Regions from separate parts of the Homo sapiens genome. Here region 1 is linked to region 2. Evidence: read pairs that join two places in POLR2A ChIA-PET (ENCODE). Cell type or tissue: Panc1. All regions are shown on one strand. Each heading gives the region's core, and the rest is flanking DNA. Links, peaks and the distances in the headings are about the cores only.

What was found. Peaks named below come from ENCODE experiments on the same cell type or tissue, not always from the same donor. Only the 100,000 strongest peaks of a DNase experiment are listed, where the experiment ranks them.
Region 1: POLR2A ChIA-PET joins it to region 2 with 5 read pairs; 3 of 35 experiments call an interaction of 5 or more read pairs at or near these places.

Annotation. Positions count from the first base shown.
Region 1 is chr4:5,377,458-5,388,501 of GRCh38, reverse strand. The region is part of intron 4 of STK32B (serine/threonine kinase 32B); the gene reads right to left. Among named protein-coding and RNA genes, the nearest start is that of LINC01587, 140 kb to the left of the region's middle. In Panc1, for the core only: no CTCF peak of the experiment used is centred there; a DNase peak (open chromatin) is centred at 6,221.
Region 2 is chr4:5,450,450-5,461,493 of GRCh38, reverse strand. It overlaps STK32B (serine/threonine kinase 32B), which reads right to left. Exons shown (of 12, transcript NM_018401.3): 8 at 4,571-4,687; 9 at 1,266-1,391. It also overlaps the pseudogene RN7SKP275. Among named protein-coding and RNA genes, the nearest start is that of LINC01587, 69 kb to the left of the region's middle. In Panc1, for the core only: a CTCF peak has its summit at 1,161 (motif pointing right); a DNase peak (open chromatin) is centred at 1,143.

The DNA of each region.
Region 1 (11,044 bases), core at 1,304-9,303, 73 kb after region 2:
TGAGTATGTGTCATGTTCTGAAGCCCCTCACACATGAACAGCAGTTCAAATCCTTACTCCAATACTGTGTGGGTCTCAGTTGTTCTCATCTGTAAAATGGGAATAAAATGAAATACTGTATGTCAAGGACTTACTCAGTTCCTAGGATATAGAAGTTGCCCAATAAGTGATGATTAGTTCTCCCATCCCCTGCACCCATCCCTACTTAGCAGGGAGTTTAGAAGGAAAAGGAGGTGGCAGAAAGAAACATGGAGGAGTGGACGCCAAAATGATGATGACCATTTGTCACATTTGTGCAGTTTTGCAGTTCACAAAGCCCCTTCCCATACTGTGATTTATTTAATCCACCTGCCAGCCCTAGAGACCCAGCATTATCTTCTTTTTGATGGATGAAGAAACTGCAGCCTGGAGAGGTGAAGCGACTTCTCCATGGTCATAGTTAAAAAGTGGCAGAAGTGGCCGGGAGTGGTGGCTCATGCCTCTAATCCCAGTACTTTGGGAGGCTGAGGCGGGCGGGATCACCTGAGGTCAGGAGTTTGAGACCAGCCTGGCCAACATGGTGAAACCCCGTCTTTACTAAAAATACAAAAATTAGCCGGGCATGTGGCAGGAGCCTGTAATCCTGGCTACTCGGGAGGCTGAGGCAGGAGAATCACTTGAACCCAGGAGGCGGAGGTTGCGGTGAGCCAAGGTTGTGCCATTGCACTCCAGCCTGGGTAACAAAAGAAAACTCTGTCTCAAAACAAACAAACGAATAAAAAAACAAAACAGTGGCAGAAGCATGCCAGCTCCTCTGATGCCCATCTGGTGCTCTTCCATTTCCATCCTCTGGGTGGGGCAGAGATGTTAGGGGCAGAGTCGCTTGACCGACCTGTGCATGCTTCAAATACACCAGGGTCCTGTGTCTGCATGCACGGCTGGAGTGCCCTCCTCCAGGCCCCAATCTCTGCCTGGTCAACTCCTCTGCACCCGTCACCTCTCAGTTTGGGCATCACTCTCTCTGAGAAGCCCTCCTTCAAGCCCTGGGTGCACCAGGTTGCAGTCTGAGTTTTCCCTGTACCTCACTGCATGTCACTGGCCTGGCAGTGAGCACAGGGTATATGTGCTTGTGTGATTATCTGACTGAGGCTTGTCCTTCCCAGTAGGTGCTGAGTTCCATCGAATCAGGGCCCATTCCTAGATTTGCAGCCCTGGCACAGCATCCAGCATCCAGCAGGTGTTCAACAGACACTGGTGGCATTATCCCGTCTGTAAATTTGTCATGAGGCAACCAGAGAGGCCCAGGCTTCCGTACAAGGCCAATCAGCGTCAGGTCCTGGCTTGGGGCTCAGGCCCTGGTCCAGGCTGGGATCCTCGAGCGCTTCCTGCTGACAGTTAATCATAGTTAATTGTGACCCCCAGCTTTCCCAGGGGCCACCGCCCAGCTCTCGTCTGATGTCATTCACGTTCAGCAGTGTGCATCTTGCCACGATCACGTGGTCTCTCATTTTCCTCCTGGATCCAGCCTTCCCAGCGGGCTCCAAGTGGCTGGGCCTGTGAGATGCTGCGACTCTTCGAGAGCTTCCTATTTCTGTGAAGACGCTCAGGCCACGGCCTCATGTTCCTCATCCAGCTTTCTGAGGACAATGCGGGAAAGATCTCAAGTTCGTATCAAGGCTGAATCCGACTCTATCCACGTGACTTCTATTGGAATCCGAGAGTTGGACCCAATGGAGGGTCCAGCCACCACCCGGAACGACCTGGTCATTTTCCAGATGAGGGGACCTACGTTTAGATGAGTTAAGTAACTTCCTTCGAGTTGTCTGGGAAATTAGTGCCAGAGCTGGGATTTGAAATTTGCTTTCCTGACTCTTGTAAACTTGACAGTGTGGATTTTATCTGGGTCATTGGGAAAGGTATTTTAGAGCCAAAAGGGATCTAAGAAATAATTGTGTTTCTCCCTCTCCTTACAGATGAAGACAATGAGGCTGAGAGATGTTCAGTTACTAGGTCAAATTACAAATATGTGCACTTCAAACTGGGCTCAGGTCTGGATCAATCTTTCTCCATGGCCAGTGCTCTTGGACCATCAAGAATTACCTTTTCCTGCTTCTACCATGGTTCCCACTCCCCCTCCCTCTGGCCCACCATTTCCACCCTGCACTATGCATGGGCTCTGGACTCACACCAGCCGGGAGCTCTTTCCAGCATTCAACATATACTTACTGAGACCTGCCTTCTGGAGCTTACCCAGGAGCTAAGAAAACAAGAGACAGTCAAAGATAAAACTGCATAATATGATACGCTGAGGGAAATAGAGGGGGAGAGTGAGGGTGCTGTGTGAGAGACAGACGGCTGGGAAGAGTCCAGGGAGTACAAAGGCCAGGAACTGTGGGCCAAGAGCTGTGGGTGGGGCCTGTGGGTGGAGCTCTGCATGGGAAATCTGGGTAGGGGCTATGGGTGGGGCTGTGGGTGTGGGTGGGGGCTCTGGGTAGGGGCTGTGAGTGGAGCCGTGGGTGGGGCCATGGGTGGGGGCTGTGGGTGGAGCTGTGAGTGGGGGCTGTGGGTGGAGCTGTGAGTGGGGGCTGTGGGTGGGGCTGTGGGTGGGGAATGTGGGTATAGCTAGGGGTGGATCTGTGGGTGAGGTTGTAGGTGGAGCTGTGGGTGGGGGCTTTAAGTGGAGCTGTGGGTGGGACTGTGGGCGAGGCTGTGGCTGTGGCTGTGTGTTGAGGGTGTGTGTGGGGGCCATAGGCCAGGAGAGGTGGAGCAGCACAGGAGGCTGTGTAGGTTCCATGAGGATGGACTGAGTGCAGGAGCCTTAGATCTCTGCTCTAAGTGCAACAAACGACCTGGAGATCTTTGCAGAGGAGAAGGGTTACACACCACACCTGTCTTCACAGCAGCCCTGGGAGGAGTGTGGTCATTTCATTTCCCAGGTGATAAAATTCCAACCTAGTAATCTTGCCGGAGCATGCCTGGCCTCTGGAAACACTGCCTTTCCTGATGTAGCCATCTCCACTTGTGGGAGCAGAGGGAGCCAGAACCCCCAGCCAAACGCCAAAACCCCCCTCCCTCCAACACTCACAACCTCAGCATGGTCACCCACCTTGGGACCATGCCCTTTATCCCTTTACATGGGCACGGGGCTTCGAAGCCACTCTTGTCTCCTGGAATCCTGTCCTAAACACAGGCACATCCCCCCATCTGACTTCTTCCCTCACCTGCCCTGACACCCAGACCTTCTTCTGTCCCCTCGGAATTCACAGTCAGCATCAGGTCCCTCTCTTCAAACATTTCCCCCACCCTCTTGCCTTAATCTAAACCCTCCTGTTCTTCTCCCCCATTCCCTCTAGCTCTGGCCAGGAGGGAAAGCCTCACCCTTGCTCCTTCCTACCCAACCCCTACCATCTTTAGAGCTGGGGCCATCACGTCACCCGTCTCTTCCTTCCTTGTTGCAGTCACCTGTGGACGCTCGGAAAAGTCCCACCACGACTCGAGGGTTTCACTCCTGGTCACTGTTGCCATCTGCAACACAGTTCCAGCAATGACCTTGGTGATGGCAACAACCGTGTGACTGGGCATCTGGCCTCTTAAGTTCTTGACTCCTCTTTCTCCTAGGATCTCGATCTCCACCTGCCTCCGCCACTCACTCCATGGCCACACCTGGCCTCTCCTGTCTCCTCAAACATCCCACTCTGGAATCGTCACAGCCCCTTCCTTCTGTTTCCTGCAATTCTTCAGTCCCACGGGCACCCACAATCCACCCACCTTTTACCTCCTTGCTATCCATCAGGGTCATCACCGACTTCCCCAGCCCACACTCCATGGTCTCTCACTGAAGTCACGCCTTCCCACATCCTCGACTCCCTTGACTGTTCACCTGGCGGAACCCAAAGCCTGGTTAATTTCTACTTCCTGATGACTCCGCACTGCGCCCACCCAGCTGAACGTGGCTGCAGAAAAATACAACCAGGGAATTGAGTTTCCCTCTAAATCCCCAATCCCTAACAGTGTCTCTGTGGGTTCTTTGACCTGCCCCAACCCTGGGATATCCTCCTTGTTCATTCATTCTCCATTTTAGAGGGCATTCTCTCTCTTTTCAAACCTCCAGCACCTTTTACTCCCCAAGTCTCGGTGTCACCATTGACTACACTGTCCACACCCCACATCTGCCTGAATAGCAAACCCTGCTGCTTCTACCTGCAGAGCATTTTCCCCTCCAGAGTTCCTGCATCTTCCCTTTCCTCTCCAGCCCATGCTCACCAGGGCAGAGCTGTCAGCCTTTGCCCACACCCTTCTCGGGACTTCTCCGTAGAGTAAAACCCAGGTACTCTCAAAGGCTTCCAGGGCCCTGATGAGCTGGGCCTACCCCCTCCATCCTCCTTCCACTCACTTCGTCTGGCTGCACTGGTCTGCTGAGCCAAGCATTGTCCCCCGCTATGGCCTCTGCCTTGCTGTTACCTGGCCTGGAAGGCCCATTCCCTAGATGTGCACAGGACCCCTCCCTCTCTCCCTGTGATGATCGCCCAGCTCCCCAGCGCTCCCTATCACCTCCCCTCCTTCATTTCTCTCCATGCCCTTATCATGCCTGACACTGTATCCACGTGTTGTGTCTCTCTCCCCATTAGGATATAAAACTATGACAGCAGAGACTTTATCCCCCCACTGCTGTATCACAAGGACTTACAACAGAGTCTGACACAAAAACATTCAGTAAAGAGCTGCGTGGATAGTTGAATGGATGAATCAGACACAGCCCCAGAGGTCCAGGACTCAGGATGGCCCTGCCCCTGCTGATGCCTCATCACCTGTCTTTTCAGGGTGAGTCCACTGCCTAGTGGTTTCAGAAACAAGGGTCCCTATTACCAGTGCAGCACCCCAGGCTGGTCACAGCCTCCACCTCTGTGGCAGGGCTGGGTACCTCCATTTCCCATAAGCCCCTGTGCAGTTCCAATGCCTCCTGAGGATTGAGAGGCCTGCTCTGCTTCTGGGCAAGAAAGATCATCTGAGCTGGCTCACAATGGGATGCTACGAGTCCTGGGCTCGTTCAGGGGAGGATTTTGTTTGGAATTCTTAGTCGCCAACCTCTGGCACATAGGCATAGCCTCATTAAAACATGAAGCTCCAGTGGTCAGCTCGGATTCCTCTGGGAGCCGGTTGGGATGACTGTCACAGCTGTTGAGTCCCAGGGGTAGGTGGAACCAGGAGCCAGGCATGTTCAGTTTGCCTCGTGTGACAGGGGAGGGCAGGAGCATCACCTCTTGAGGCACAGCATGAATACGTATGTGGGAGTCAGACAAGCTGGCGCGGTGGGCACAGATCAGCTGAAAAATACGCACCCTCCAGGCCCGGACACCCACACTCACCTACCCACGGCTGACTGCAGGGCCCAGGGTGGCCCCACAAAACCAGAGATTTCTCTTTCCTGATTTTACTAGAAATGTGGGAGCCCTGGTTTGAAAGCAGAGTCGACGTGGAGACCTTTCCGGTGAATTAATATTTTAAGAATTGCTATTTTTAGGGCCCAATCTCTCTGTGAGTATCCTCCAAGGGGACATGCTGCCAAAACGCATAAGAGTCAGAGAGCCCTGGCTGTTGACACTGGAAGGGACCTTAACTCTGTATGAAGCAATAGCCCCAGGTTCCTGACCTCTCTGAGCCTCAGTTTCCTCATCTGTAAAGTGAGCTAATCATGTCTGTCTGTAACGGCTGTTGTGAGAATTAAATGCAATGTTGCATAAAAAAGAATGAGTCCAGGCTTGGCATATGGTGAAAGCTTAATGAATACATCAAACATTTAAACATGATCAATTTCCAAATAAGAAAACCTTGCTCGGGAGAAGAGAAATACCAGACAGAGTCTTACAGAAAGCAGTAAAACTGAGACTGGGAATAAAAGCTGGGGTCTTTTTACTGAGAACTCTTGGGAATTTTGCTCTTTAGGAAGACCACAGAGCGGGACCCCTGACCACAGAGAGGGACCAGGGGACCTTTTCACATCTCCCTGCATTCCTGCCACCCAAGGGGAAGGAGGACACAGATGAGAGGGAAGGAGCCAATTGCCCTTGGAGGAATGCAGATGACCCCAAGGCGACATTGTGGCTGTATTATCCGGCACCGTTCACAGCACTTTACATGTATTATTTCATTTGATTCTCATAGCAGTTTTCTGTGGTGTAGGATATGCTGACTCATTTTGTTTATTTTATAGCTAAGGAGTCTTATGCTCAAGGAATTTGAGTGACTTTCCCAGGGTCACCAGCGGGATGGTTAACTTTATGAGTTAACGTTGACAGGGCCACAGTACCCAGATATTTGTGCAAACATTCTTCTGCATGTTTCAGTGGGAGTATTTTTGGGTAAGATTAACATTTAAGTCAGTTGACTTTGAGTAAAGCGCATTGCCCTCCATAATGCAGGCAGGCTCATCCAACCAGTCAGAGGCCTTAACAGAACAGAAACTGGCCTCTCGCAAGCAAGGGGGAATCGTGCCAGCAGATGGCCTTTGGATTTGAACTGCAACATCAGCTCTTTCCTGAGTCTCCTGCTGGCTGGCCTGTCTGCAGATTTTGAACTTATACCTCCATGATCGCATAAGCCAATTTCTTAAAATAAATCTCTTTCCCTCCTTCCTTCCCTCCCTCCTTCATACGCACACATCCTGTTGGTTCTGTTTCTCTGGAGAATCTTGACTACCACACTCAACTAGTAAGTGATGGAAGAGCCAGGATTAAAAACCCAGACAGCTGCTTCCAGAACCCATTACCATCTTTACAGGGCCCCAAGGACACAGGGTGGGAGCAAGGTGGGGGCAGATATGGCAGAGCCACTTTCAGAAAAAGAAATGTATTACAAATAATCCATGTGCTATTTCCTGAATCCACACCTCTGGGTAGCGAAGGCAAGAAGTAAACAGAGTCCCATATAGGATGGTGGAGGGACAAAGATGGCCAGCCCCTAGCATGTGCTGACCACATTTTCCATGCCACACTGAACTGGCTACTGCACGGGCATGATCTCATTCAATCGAAAGCCCCTTGGGGCTGTGGGGATTGTTACTGTGTTAGTGCTGCAGATGAGAGGGCAGCTGCTGTCTTGGTTGGTGCTCAGCTGAAGATACCATGAGAAAATGCTCCCTCCAACAGCATCAGAGAGACCTGGTTTCTAAGCCTGGCTCTGTCTCTTATTAACAATCTGACCTGGAGACTTAAATGCTCTAAGTCTAGCTTCCTCATCCATCAAACAGGGACAGCAGTTCTTCCTTGAGGTGTAGAACTAAAGAATAATGAAGATAAAGGACCCAAGGTCACAGCACAGTTCCTAACCAGGGAGTCTTGGGAAATCATCTATTTCCATTCATTCTATCACATTTTCACAGCTTACTGTGTGCCAGGCACTACTGTCTACTTAAAATACAGTGGACGAAACTCAGGCAAGTTCTTACTTGCATGGAGATTACATTCCAGTAGGGAAAGACAAGGAATGGGAGGAAAACAAATGATCAGCGTGGTCATTTACACTGTGTAACTGCTCTGCAAATTGCTTCCCAGGCGGTGGGCCAGAGAGTTGGGAGGACGGGTGGGCTGCTGGAGAGGATAATGATGACGTTGGCACTGACAACTATGATGAGCTGCAGGACCTTGAACAGGCGCCTTCCCTCCTCTGAGTCTCAATTTCTTTACCACACCATGAAGATCTAAGCTCTACTTGTAGGCTGTTGTAAGGACTGCATGATTGTAGGTAACAGCAGTGTCAGCTACAAAATGGGTGGAGTCCAGTGCAAAAAGAAAATGCAGGGCCCTTTGTTCAAAGCTTTAAGGATTTCACGATGGCAAGTACCGGGCATTAAATCAAACACGGACCCTCCTTCATGTGGGGCCTTGTGCCACCAGCCACCCTGGTAAAGGCATCTGCGTGTCATGGGTACTCAGTCCCAGCTGCTCCTATGGGGTGGGACTTGCACTTCCTGCTTTGCACACCATCAGGGGCTTAGCAAGAAGTTGCTGGCTCAAGGTCCCATTAGTGTGGTGCTTGGACAGGATTCTTGTCCTGTGAACAAAATATCTGTTCACAAAATTAGACATAGCATCAGGAAAATTCCTGTACCTCTTCAGAGTAATGCTCTTCTATTTCATAGTATAATTTTAAATGCAGAAGCCTGGCCTTTTGCATTCTCTTGGGTAGCGTTGGAGAGATTCGGGAGGAGGGCTGGGAGGGAAGCGAGGGCCTGGATTAAATAGATCAGGGTGTGCGTGGCCATGGGGATGGGGTTGCTCTGACATAGCATGTTCAGTTCCATTTTCTTTTTTATCTGCTAAGTGAAGAGATAATGAAATAGCTTACAGCCAGCTGCAGGATGGGTCTGGTTAGGAGCGGCTTCACCAGAATAATAAACATATTCAAATTGCCCCTGAGAAGCAAGCAGTGGGCTGGGGAGATGCTCTGCACAGTGAGCATAGCCCCGTGATCGAGGCAGTGGTTTTCCTCAGGGCCTGTCTCTGACGGTGGTAGCTACAGCTGCAGCCCTGGGAGTCACAGTGCCATAGCCTTAAGCTGCTCTGAACTGTTCCCAGCTTGGCAGTCATCGCTAAGGTGATCCCAAAGCAAGGTGATCCCAAAGTTTTATCAAGTGCAGCAGGAGAAGAACAGAATGCTGCTATATCAAAACACCACGAACCGGGGGCTTAAACAACAGACTTTTCTTTCTCACCATTCTAGAGTCCAAAAGTCCATGATCAAGGTGTTGGCAGGGTTGGTTCCTTCTGAGGCCCTTTTCCTTGACTTGCAGGTGGCCATCTTTGCCTTGCGTCCTCCCACAGTCTTCCCTTTGTGTGTGTCTGTGTTCTAATGGCCTCTTGTCGTAAGGACACCAGGCATATTTTATGTATTAGGGCCCATCCTAATGACCTCACTTTAACTTAATAACCTCTGTAAAGACCTATCTCCAAATGCAATCACATTCTGGGGTACTGGGGGTTAGGGCTTCAATGTATGAATTGGGGGTGGTGGGCACAATCCATCCCATAGCACTCTCTCACAGGACTTTTATGTGGAGAGATGGGAATCCCATGGACCGTAGGGTACCAGAGTGGGGGAGCCTCCTGCTCTGGACACCTCCTGGGGAATAGAGAGCCCGGGAGGAGCTGTGTTTCCTGAAATCAAGGAGGGGAGCACGCAGTCAGCACAGAGACAAGGCTGCTGGAGAGTGTGGGCCATGTGCTGGATACAAGGGGGCCCTGGTGAAAGTTCTGGAAAGAAAGGCAATGTGGGGAAGGGCAGCCAGGGGTAGCACAAAGGCCGATGCCACGGGCTTTGGAGACCTGGGTTCCAGTCCAGCTCCGCCGACAGTCTCCTAAGGAATACAGTAGATGCCCAGTCATTCGCTACTACCAACCTCATCATTATCACTGACCAACAGGTAGGGAGGGGGCAGCCTCATTCAGGGCTAAATTCTGGGATTTCTCTCCTTGGTGCTCCCTTCTCCCTGACCTTAGTGTTGACCCTGGAATCTCTTTCAGAGCTCACCATCAGCACAGCCAGGGCCTGACCTCTCTCCACAGAGCTTTTTGTCAGCCATCTCCTGGGGTCTCACAGAGGCAGGGTAGAATTGTCACCCCTTTTGCAGATGACGCCTTTAATGCTGCAAGGATGGCAGCAGCGTGCCAGGATCACAAGCCCCAGTCAGCAGTGAAGCCCGAGTCTTCGGGATGGGGCTCCAAGAAACCCTCCCCGTCACAAACTCATCTACCCAGCCAGCGTTTCTCAAAGACATTTCCACCAACCAGCAGCAGGTGTGCTGACTAAAATGCAGAGTCCATTCTCCACGATGTGCTTATTTCACACTGCATGTCTGTATCAAAACATCTCATGTACCCCATACATATACACACCTACTATGTACCCATAAAAATTAGAAAAAAAGGGCTTCCAAACCAGTGGAGAAGACAAAGGGCATAACAAACCCTATCAATACTATAGAATGCAAAAAAAGAAGAAAACAGAAAGATAAAGGGCATAGGAATTAGAAATAAACAAGTTCAAATGTATCAGGAATCATGATAATTGTAAATGATTTAACTCACGTCATAAAGGAAAAAAATAAAATAAAATGCAAAGTCCAGGGCTACGACCCAGGCACAGGGCTTCAGAATCTCTAGGAGCTTGGCTACTGGTCTGCCTTTTGCAGATCCAAGTGATGGATCTGCAGCCTCAAGTGTGAAAACCGTTACCATGGACTGTCATCCTTGTCCCCGCTCATCAGTTCCCTCCTTGCCTGTCTTCCCTCCCCTCTAACGTCTGTCTTTCATAAAGTGCCTGCTGTCACCAGTGGGCGCTACTGGACTGGACATGAATGAACACTCAGACAGACGGGGAGGCAGTTACTCCTTTTTCAGTTCTTTTTAATTTTCCTAATTATGTCAGGAAGAATGTCTCAACTTGGTACTATTACGTCTTTAACATCTCAGTAACATTTGCTAATTCCCACTACCCTTTTTAATACAAAGCGAGAGTAGAATCCATCTCAAATCCTTGGTGGGCACCCAGTCTAACCAGAATTTGGTACTACTATTTTGTTTTTATTTATTTTTTATGGTTGTATTAGTCCATTTTCACACTGCTATGAAGACATACCAGAGACTGGGTAATTCATAAAGAAGAGAGGTTTAATTGACTCACAGCTCCAAATGGCTGAGGAAGCCTCAGGAAACTGACAATCATGGCAGATGGGGAAGAGGCATGTCTTACATGGTGGCTGGCAAGAGAGAGTGAGCAAGAGCAAAGAAAACTGCCTTATAAAACCATCAGATCCCATGAGACCTCACTCACTATCACCAGAACAACATGGGAGAAGACACCCCCATGATCCAATCACCTCCTACCTGGGTCCTCCCTTGACACGTGGGGATTATGGGGATGACAATTTGAGATGAGATTGGGGTCGGGACATAGAGGCGAACCATATCACTGGATATCTTTTGTGGAAAGCAGGTGAGATTGGTTTGCCACTGAGGATACTGATATAAAGTCCTCCTTTAAAATAAGTGCATTAAGTGAAAGAAAAAGA
Region 2 (11,044 bases), core at 1,088-9,087:
CCACGGTTTGTGAAAAAGGTCTGGAAGCCTGGCACTCTTGGAGAAACTGATGTGGGGAGACATTATTTTTGCACCAAAAGGAGTGACGGAAGTCTTTAAAATAATCTGACATGAAACACTAGCCAGGGACGTCTGAGGCTCCCCAGGAACCAGCCTAGAAATCTCTTGCCTTCCAGGCTGGAGTCTCCACCTCCATTCACATAATACGGGGCTGGAACAGGCAACAACAAAGAGCAAATGTTGTCTCTTTCCTGCTCACACCACTGCTACCGGGCAGGGCAAGGACAGGTGAGCGGGTGGGGTGTGCTCTCCTAGGTCACAGATGGCAGAGGTGGCTGAACTGGAATGTCACCCAGGATTTCCATCCCAATTGTCACTATTCCTCAGGTGCTCTCTGCAATTCCCTCTAGGAGAAATGCAACTGCTCAACAGGAAGGGACCACAGGAGGCTTCCAGGCAGGTCCAAACTTTCAGCGTCTGTCCTGGAGGACCCAGGAGCCTCCAGCTCCTGCCAGAACCCTCCTTTAAAATGTAAATCCAATGCTTTCACTTCCCTGCCTTAAACACTCCAGTTTCTGGGGGACAAAACCTAAAACTTTGACCGTGGCCTCTGGAAGCCTTTTTGGTGTGGCATGTGTTCCCTCCTGGCCCCATTTCCTATTATATTCCCTCTGGTTTATTCCCTTAAATGCTATAAAATTGTTCTTTGAAACCCAGGCTTTCTGCTGCCTTCAAGAGTGTGATCTTGTCGATCCCTTTGCCTGGAAGGCTCAGTGCCCATCCCTGCAGTCCTGGTTCCCTCACTTTACCTCTAGGTCTCTGCCGACCCTTCCTAAAAGAAGCCCCTGCCTCTGCCCCTCCCATCCCACCTCTCCCTCTTCCGAGCTTGTGCAACAAGTGCTGACTGCCCTGTCGGGGTAGGTCATTGCCTGTCTTCCTCTACTCGGCAGTCAGCTCTGTGGAGGCAGAAGGGTAGATCAGCCTGCTATCCCCACACCTGGACCTGAGCACCTGGAGGTGGGATTCAGTGACAGAGAGAAGGCTTGGCACCCCCAAAGGACCTACCACAAGGAGGGAAGCTGTACGGCTGGGACCCTGGAAATCAGGCCCAAGTTCACCCTGAATTCCAGCAAGACATAAGCCCTTGGTGCTCAGGTGGAAGTGGCCAGCAGAGGGCTCACTAGCCAGCTGCCAAAGTCTTGCTTTGCACCAAGGCGGGGACCCTGCAGAGGGGTGGCATGACATCAGGTGGGACTTCCACTCACATTGGGCACAAAGCCGGGCATCAGTGCCTTCTTGAACACCGCGTCCCAGTTCATGTCGGCCAAGTAGGGCACGCTCTGTATGTCATGAAGGCTGGACACGCGGCTCTCAGGATCCTTGGTCAGGAGCTGCAGTTAGAGGGCAAATGAGTTTCCATGAATTGGGCATCCCTCAAGGTTAGCGGGGACTCTGAAGGAGGGGGTCTCAGGGCAATTAATGTGCCTCTGCTCTTCACGCTCTATTGATGTTGTGCCCCGTCTGGGTCACTGTTGTTGGAAGCGCCATCTGCACTCATCTCTTTATAGCCAGGGAGAAACTGAGAGGTCAGGCTGCTTCTGCAAGGTCATCCAGTGAGGGACTGTTAGGGCAGGGACCAGACTTTCAGCCCCCATGTTTCTTTCTGGGACTGGAGCCTGTAACAGGCTGCCTCTCTGATGTCTGGAGAAGCATCCAATTACAAATAGAAAGAATTAGCTGCCTCATCTTAGGATTTCCAACTTGGTAATGGGAGGCACCAAATTGTAATAAAATTTATACCTGGACAGCTACGAGGTGATCTCTGTGACCTAATGAAGTGGCCTCATTTGTAGCCAAGGGGACACTTTTTAGCTTCTCTTCTAATTGAGTTTCAGCTAATAAGGAGTGAGGTAGCATAAGAACAGCTGAAGACTATGACCTGGCATCCCAGCGGGCCTCCCAACTTGCCAAAACCCTGTAGCTTATCTACTGAAAAGGCACAGGGGCCAAGAATGAAAAGACAGAGGCCTGGCCCCGGGACTGTCATTTAACAGCTGTGACCTTGGGCGAGCTGCTGGGTGCCCTGGGCTCATTGCCTCCCTGAAAGCAGGGGGAATAATGGAGACTTCTCCACTTCCAGCTCATGGTAGGATGAGACCAAATGGGACTGGTAAGGACCTGGCACATACTTAGAAAGGTGGGGGGGGGGGGCACACCAGGGTCCACAGGTGGAGCTGGAAGTCAGAGCCCCCTGCCAGTTCACACACACCTGTCACTGCAGAAATCTCCCACCTATGCCCATTGAGTGGCTGCAGTCACAGCCCACAGGGATAGCTAGCAGGGGTTGCATCTGCTGATCATGGCTGCCACTCTTTAGGGGCTGTCCCAAAACAGTGGGTGCCAACTTAAGCAGGTTCCACTTCAATACCATGTGGAAGTTCACTGTTCAGGGCAGCTGTTCTGAAAACATGCTGATGTCCAGACCTGAGGGCCAGATTCTGAGTCACTTGGGTGGGCTGGGAGGTGCAGGCATTGGTGGTATGTAAGGCTTCCACATGGTTCTAATGAGCAGTCAGGGTTAAGAGACACTGACTTATAAGAACCAGGTGACGGGATGCGAGAGTGATCTGGCTGCGACACCTGTCATGCCATTGATTGCCAGGGTTGCTTCGGCTAATCTGGCTGGCTAGGCAGGTGTCCCCTTGCTCTCTCACGACTCCATGTGCATCCCTCCGAAAGCTGTGCACCCAGTCAAAGAGGATGACCATCCCCAATAGAGGAGGATCGGTCTTCGGTCAAGGGTATATGAGTAGCTGTGCTGCCCTGCTAGAGCCTCCAAACAAGCTCTCAAGAACCAGGTGGTGGATTTCCTTTAAAGTAATTTAACAGATTAATAATTCAACAAGCCATTATAGCCATGTAGGGATTAAAAGCTGGGACCTGAAGTTAGGAGAGTTTGGATCAAAATCCTGCTTCTGCCTTTTAATAGCTCTGTGGCATTGGTTGAATGATTTTGGTTTCCTATGCCTCAGCTTTCTCATCTCTGGTACTGGGATAGTGACACTTTCCCTGCTCACAGGGCTTGGGAGGAGTAAGGGAGAAGAGCCATCGTATGGCCCAGAACGCAGGACCCTAAACAGTGCTGGCTGCTATTGTCATCATTCCTTTAAAAACAACTGGGTGCCAACCTCACACAAGACTCAGCTCCATGCAAGACTCAGCTCCATGCATCGTGGAGGATGTGAAGGGAGCCTTAAAGGCAGGGCACCAAGATCTCCCGCCCATGTCGGACTGGAGTGCACACCAGAACCACCTGGAGAGCTCATGGAGACACAGACAGTGGGGCCCACCCCAGGTGTCTGATTCAGGTCTGGGTGGAGCCTGAGGATGTGCGTTTCTAACAGGCTCCCACATGACACTGATGCTGGCTGGTCCTAGGCCCATACCTTGGGAACCACTGCTTTAGTCTAATAGCAACAGTTCCTGCAGAAAGTCAAGGAGATTGATTCCTTCCTTCCTTCCTTCTTTCCTTTCCTTCCTTCCTTCCTTCCTTCCCTCCCTCCCTCCTTCCTTCCTCTCTCCCTCCATCCCTCCCTCCCTCCCTTCCGCCTCGCCTCGCTTCTTTCAGAGTTTTGCTCTTGTTGCCCAGGCTGGAGTGCAATGGTGCGATCTTGGCTCACCACAACCTCCACCTCCCAGGTTCAAGTGATTCACCTGCCTCAGCCTCCAAGTAGCTGGGATTACAGGCATGTGCCACCTACTTTTGTAGGTGGCTACTTTTGTATTTTTAGAGAGACGGGGTTTCTCCATGCTGGCCAGGCTGGTCTCGAACTCCTGACCTCATGTGATCCACCCACCTCAGCCTCCCAAAGTGCTGGAATTACAGGCGTGAGACACTGCGCCCAGCCGAGATACCCAATTTCTTAAAGGTCATTGAGTGAAAAGACCATGTGCAGCAGATTTAAAAAACCCACATGCAGGCTGGGCACGGTGGCTCACGCCTGTAATCCCAGCACTTTGGGAGGCCGAGGCTGGCGGATCACAAGGTCAGGAGATTGAGACCATCCTGGCTAACATGGTGAAACCCCGTCTCTACTAAAAATACAAAAAATTAGCCGGGCGTGTTGGCGGGTGCCTGTAGTCCCAGCTACTCAGGAGGCTGAGGCAGGAAAATGGCGTGAACCCGGGAGGCGGAGCTTGCAGTGAGTCGAGACTGCGCCACTGCACTCCAGCCTGGGCGACAGAGTGAGACTCCGTATATTAAAAAAAAAAAAAAAAAAAGAAAAAAAAAACCCCACATGCATTATTTCCGTTTATTAGGAGCTCGTAGCAGAGTGACAAGAGCCTAGGGGCTTGCGGTCAGAGCCGCCACAGTCCTCCGAGGTGTGCTGATCTGCACGCACCCCCATAACAGCGTTTATTCCACGGCATTTGGCATTTGAGCGCAGCTGATTTGATCATCTCTACCCCGAGTATGCCATTTGTATTCTCACCCCTTCGTTTGCTGATATGGCTGTTTCTACACTCACCGTAGCTCCCTGGCGGGGCAGGCTGGAAGCTGCCCCCTTACCTTCCTCAGCAGGGCCACCATCCCCTTGCACCACGTGGAGGAGTAGTGGACACGCTCCACCTTGAACATGTTGAGGATTTCATCGATGGGCGTGACCGAGTGGATTTCGTACGGCCTCTGCAATCAAAGAACAACAGCCAGAATCAGAGAGAGAGCCATTGGAAGGCACCGTCCGCATTTTAAGATTGTATGATTATGAGGGATGGTTTATTCTTCCTCTTCAAGTAACAGTGGGTGCTTCTCTTTCACGGCAGAGCAGGTGGCCCGAACCCAAGTGCCAACAGTAACCAGGCCCAGGGGGCAGTGCAGGACCTGGCAGGTGGGTGCTGCTGCTGTGGCCACAGCATGTTAGGGGTGGCTCACCGAGGTCACACAGCCCACAAATGCCAGAGGCAGGACTCACTGTCAGCAGCTTAACACCAGAGTCCCTGCTCCAGTCACAGGCTTGCGGGCTGACTCTTGCCGTCCACCAGGCACCCACGGACACCTCCAGTCATAGCCCCCACTTGCTGGGCCTTGGCCGCCACTTTCCCTGTCCGGGCCGAACTGGCCCATGGGGTGGACAGAGCTGAGATGGCCAGTGTCTGGGTGTGGTTGGGCTGAGGGATGGGAGGACCCCAGCCTCGTCCCCTGACTTCTCACCTGTCCTCCCCTCCCTACAGTGAGGATGTGTAAGCTCTGCTCTCCCCCAGTTTCTGAACTTGGTAGAAAATGAAGCCTCCTGACCATGTTTTCTCAACATTGCCATGTGCAGTTTCTTGCTTCTAAGCCCCTCTCAAAGCTTGGGAAGATTTTCTTGACTGTGACCCTGGGGACAAGGCTTGGAGTGCTTCTGAGCAGCAGTGCACTCCCGGTCCCCGCTCCCCCTGCCCCAACCCCCATGAACATTATCTCCCAGAGCCTCTCCAGCTGAACTGCGGTCCAAGATGTTTTCAGGTTGGTATCATGGCCACATGTCTTGGGATGACAAAAACAACAGTTTCCCTGGCACGTGTGGTGGTACAACAAACTGATCCTGGAGAAATCTGAGCGATGAATTCGTGATTAACCCATATGAAGTTGACTGCCATTAATATGTGCCAGTAAAATTAGTGCTGTCTGTCTCCTCCACGAAGCTGTGGGCTGCTCAAAGGGGGAATTTGACCACGCTCATTTCTGTGTTCTCGGGGCCCCAGTAGTGTCTGTCATCGAGCAGGGTCCCAGAGCATGGCGACAGTGAACGTCTCAGTCCCTCCGCAGGTGCTGAGCGAACGCTGACCCTGAGTCAGACGCCATACTGGGATCCCACTGCCACCTTGGTCCCTGGGTTTGGGGTTTCCAGGTACACACTGTGAAAAAACACTCACTTGTACTGGCTGCACCTTGAGTTCTTGCTTCGGAAAAGTTCCAAGAAGCCCAGCCCTGCAAACCAGTAGGATCTGGAGATGCCAGAGTTGGGAATGAACTCCCCTTATCTCCATGCTGAAAACCCCGCCAGGGGAGGAGCTGATTTCCTATGCATGCGGCATATGTAGAAGCATGATCCGCTTGCACTGACCTTACTGGCCACCCTCCCAGGTTGTGGTCATTGGACTGTCACCACCACGTGATCGAGCCTACATGTTGTGTGGGTAACACTGCGGCACTTAAGGTCCTGGCTCCAACCTCATGGAACGGCAATTCCCACAGGGCTGCTGCAGACAGAAGGCGCCCGCCCAAAGGGGCGAGGGGTCCCGATCCTTGGTAGGGCTACAGTTCCCTGGAGTGAAGGGACACCTTTATCTTTACCAAACAGGAGGCCCTGGAGAAGATGTTGGCCCTCAGGGGTGCGCCTCTGCCCCCTCAGATGTGCACACCCAGAAGGGAGCTTTTTTTCCTGAGTGGCACCTTCTCTCTTATCTGTTAATTGAGTGAGGACCTGTCCATTTCACCGTATAATAGGCAGAGCAAAACCAAAACCCGTGGGCTCTCTAGAAAGTCTAGTTAACTTGATACACTAACACTTAAAAAATCTTTCTTCAATTTTTTTTAATCTAATGGGAAAGTTACTTCCATGAACGAGCATTTTCTGCCCATCATTGCGTGTGTGAGATCCCTTCGCACTTCACCAGAAACAACTACCATAGTTAGAATGATGAGAGCCGATCTTAACTGAAAATGCCCCTTACGTGACACAAAGCTCATAGAATCTTTATGAGCTGGTGACTGTTAACATGACCATTTCACAGAAGACAAAACCGAGGCACTATATCCTGGAGCTGGGCACTGAGGTGAAAGGCCAGGCAGTGTGAATTGCCAAGGCTCACCTCTGACCACTGCTGCTACAGGGGAAATTGTGTCCCCCAAATTCATATGCTAAAGTCCTAGCCCCCAGGACCTCAGAATGTGACCTTATTTGGACATAGGCTCTTTCTAGAAGTAATCCAATCGAGTCATTAGAGTTGGTCCTAATTCTACGTGACCTGAGTCCGTATAAAAGGGGGACTTTATGGCACAGAAAGACACATAGAGGAAAGACGATGTGAACAAGACAGCCATCCACAAGCCAAGCAGAGAGGCCTGGAATAGGTCCTTCCCTCAGCCTCAGGAGGAACAAGCCCTGCCAACCACTTCATCTCAGACTTCTGGCCTTCAGAACTGTGAGAGAATAATTTCTGTTTAAGCCACCCAGTGTGTGGATCTTAGTTACGGCCATCACAGGTAATGAACAGCAGCCCTACAGAGCTCTCACTCCAGGAGGTGGCTGACTTTGACTCTGCTCCTGTGATGAACTGGTGACCTCTGTAGATGGGGCCCGGCATGAGCGGGACAGACATGGTCCCTCCTGCACTGAGCTCACTGTCTTGGAGAGAGATGGGCAATAAAGAGAGGTCGGGGGTGGAATGAGTGCTGGGGAGGGAATCTATGGGGCTGCTGGGCATGTTTGCGGAAGGGCAGTTCTCTATAATTTCCACAGGGGCAGGGACAGGAGACCCAGAGCTCAGGGCTACCACTGGGAGATGAGCTGGGGCTGAGTTCAGTTTTGGACTTCTTTTTTTTTAGATGGAGTTTCACTCTTGTCGCCTAGACTGGAGTGCAATGGTATGATCTCGGCTCACTGCAACCTCCACCTGCCAGGTTCAAGCGATTCTCCTGCCTCAGTCTCCCAAGTAGCTGGGATTACAGGCACGCGTCACCATGCCCCACTAATCTTTTTTATTTTTAGTAGAGACCGGGTTTTACCATGTTGGCCAGGTTGGTCTCGAACTCCTCACCTCAGGTGATCTGCCCGTCTCAGCCTCCCAGAGTGCTGGGATTACAGACGTAAGCCACTGCACCCAGCCGTTTTGGACTATTTATAATTGCTCCTTCCTGTCTTTTTTGCTTTTCAATAAACAGTTCTGCCCAAAACAGTCCCACCCCTACCCTGAAAAGGAGGTGCAAAGACCCTGGACAATGATGGGGCACTTCATCCCTCATTTCAAACGTCAGGAAACTGAGGCTGGGAGATGAAAAGAGACTTTCCCAATGTCCCCGATTCTCATCCCCTGGTCTTTCTGCATTGCCACCAGAGACCCAGAATCCAAGCACCCAACTTGAACACCAGCCAGAAACAAATGTAAATGTTTTCTTATCATTTACATTTCATTCCCTGTTTCCTTATTGGTCATTCAAGGTGCTCATCAATTCTGCTATTCCACTGGACCTCCACATGAGCTACTCTCTCTCTCTCTCTCTCTCCCTAATCTCTGTAATTCTCTCTCCTTCTGGAGGCAACCGGACCAATTACAAAAACAATGATGATAATAATAACTCCAATGCACTAGGAAGCCAGTGCAGGAAATACATTTAGAAATGAGTTCGGAACATGATGACTAAAACAAGTTCCACAGCTTTAGGCACCAGGTTCAGCCGTCATCTGTTTGAGTGGTTGTAGAGAAACGTAGGTTCTTTTATAAGATGACTGGCAAATATTAAGATCAATATCCTGTCTGCTTGTACTGATGCTGAGTTCTCTCACTCGCTGGCCTTAGGATATGCTGTGTCAGAATACCAGGTGGTATTTATAAGGTAAAGTAATTCCATGTACTGCTGGTAAAAGCAATTTTAGCAGTGGGACATTGGATATACTTATTATGGAGTGTGGGTATGTCTCTATTCCAGGAAACTCGGTTTCTAAAAAAAATTTTGCCAATTTACCAAAAAATAGAAGACAGAGGAAAAGAATTGCCGGATGTCTGTCATTTTCACTGTTAAAGTTGAGCTGGGCCTTGGAGACCATCTAATCCAATTTTTTTTTCCCAAAATCTTTTTACTCAAAATCCCAAACACAGAACAGATGAAAGTGAAAAACAGTTCCTTAGGCAATTTAAACCTCCAAACCCCAGAGAAACACTTTCCCTGCCCCTGGAACCGTTGAATCATCTCTGCAGGGTCCTAGAGTCTGAGAAGCACAGCTTGAAAACACTGAACAATTCACAAAGGTCCTTCCTCCTCCTTTGAATGGAGATCACAGACTCCATTACCTCCCAGGCTTGTGACTCCTGGCACAGTGCTCTACTGGCTCCCTTGGTGAGGTTACCTGGTCCTGTTTCTCCAGGTTCAGCCCACCCACGCCTTGTACATCCAGCGGTACTCAGTGCCGCTCTCTCACCTCTCGGCGGAGCTCTGGGCAACCTCCCTCCACTCGCTGGCCTCTCTGTACCCTCAACCTTCTCTGTCTACCCATTCCTAAGGAGAAGTGCTGACTGGGGTCAAAGGCAAGGCTAACACCAGGTCAGGGAGGTGGTTGATGGGTGAGCAAAGAGGGTAAAGTCCTCATGTCCCCATGGAGTGGGCACCAAGAAGCACAGAATGTGGATGGGAACACATCTCTGCTCATGAAGCCCATAGGCCTTACATGCTAATGGTCAGCAAACAGGTATGATCCAGCCTCTGCTCTCCGTGCCTGTCTCTAGTGGTTGAAGGGTGCTAAAGTGGGAAGGATGCAGGCTTTCAAGCAGGTCCTCCCAGGGTAGAAGTCCTAGGTGATGTGAAAGGGGCGAGGGTTCCTTGAAATCCCACTCCATGGGGGTGCAATGCATTGTGCTAATGGCCTCACCTGCAGGATCCCACTTAGTCCTCCTGGTTGTTCTATGGCAGTGGTTCTCAATCAGGGACAACTGTCCCCCAGGGGATATGTGGCAATGTTTGGAGTCATTTTGGATTGTCATAACTGGGTGGGGAGTTCTGCTGGCATCTGATGGGTGGAGGCCAGTGATATTGCTGGACATCCTAACAATGCACAGGACAGTCCCGCACCACAAAAAATCATCTGGCCTCAAATGTCCATAGTGCCGAGGTGGAGAAACCTGTACCACGGGCCTGTACTACTGTTCTCCCCATTTTATAGATAAGAAACAGGCTCACTGAAGACCATTGAGAGTCTAGGTGGCAAAGTCAGGATTTGAACCCAGACATATGTGGTTCTATGTATAATATGACCACTGTGCTGTCACTTCTCTGCTTAGGTACCATGGATAGTACCACATTACCTACAGAGTAAAGCCAAATGCCTCCAGCTGGCCTCAGGTCCTTTATAGACTGTCCCCTCACTATCCTTCTGACAGGTGGGTAGGCCAAAATGTTTGTTGAATCAGCCCTAGCTTCCACTTCTCTACCTGCGCTCACATTATTCCTTCCAGCCATTCATATGTGACCGAACTTCAATGTCTTCTCCCCCTGAAATTCTCCCCTGCTCCTCTAAACCTAAGTCAGCAGAGCTTTACCTGCATCTACCTGTCTTGTGGAATCATCGTTGTGTGTGTATTTACTTATTTGCACAATAATCCGCACATCTCCTGTGTGCCAGACACCGCCTATGCCCTGATTACATTTTCTCATGTAATCTCACATGACCCTGCAGGTGGGCCTGATAAACCTTCTTTTGTGAATGAGGAAGCCAGGGCTCAGATGAAGTTAAGTGACTTAGCCCAAATCACAACACCAAGAAGCACAGAGTGTGGATGGGAACCCATCTCTGCTCATGAAGCCCATTGGCCTTACTTGCTAATGGTCAGCAAGCAGGTGTGATCCAGCCTCTGCTCTCAGTGCCTGCCTCTAGTGCTTGAAGATGCTAAATTGGGAAGGACACAGGCTTTCCAGCAGTTCCTCCCAGGGTAGAAGTAATAGGGGGATGTTTCCTGAGTGCCAGCCATTCATCAGTCTTGGAGCTGGGTAATTAACATAATCAGAATCATTTAATTCTCAAAGCAATCCTATTGGGTAGATATAATTACTAATTTCTTCTTGTTAATACAAACGGATTCTGAATATTCAGTCTGTTTAAAAGCCTTGCTTAGGATCCCAGATGGGGTACCTGGTTAGAGCCAGGGTTTGAACCTGTGAGATTCCTCTAAAGGTTATTTTTCTCTATTATAAGGAAGCAGCTTTCGACTGAGTAAGGGGAAAATAATTTCTAGCCATTACAGCTGTTCAAGAGTGAAAAAGATTCTTTCTGGAGGTACAACGCTCCCT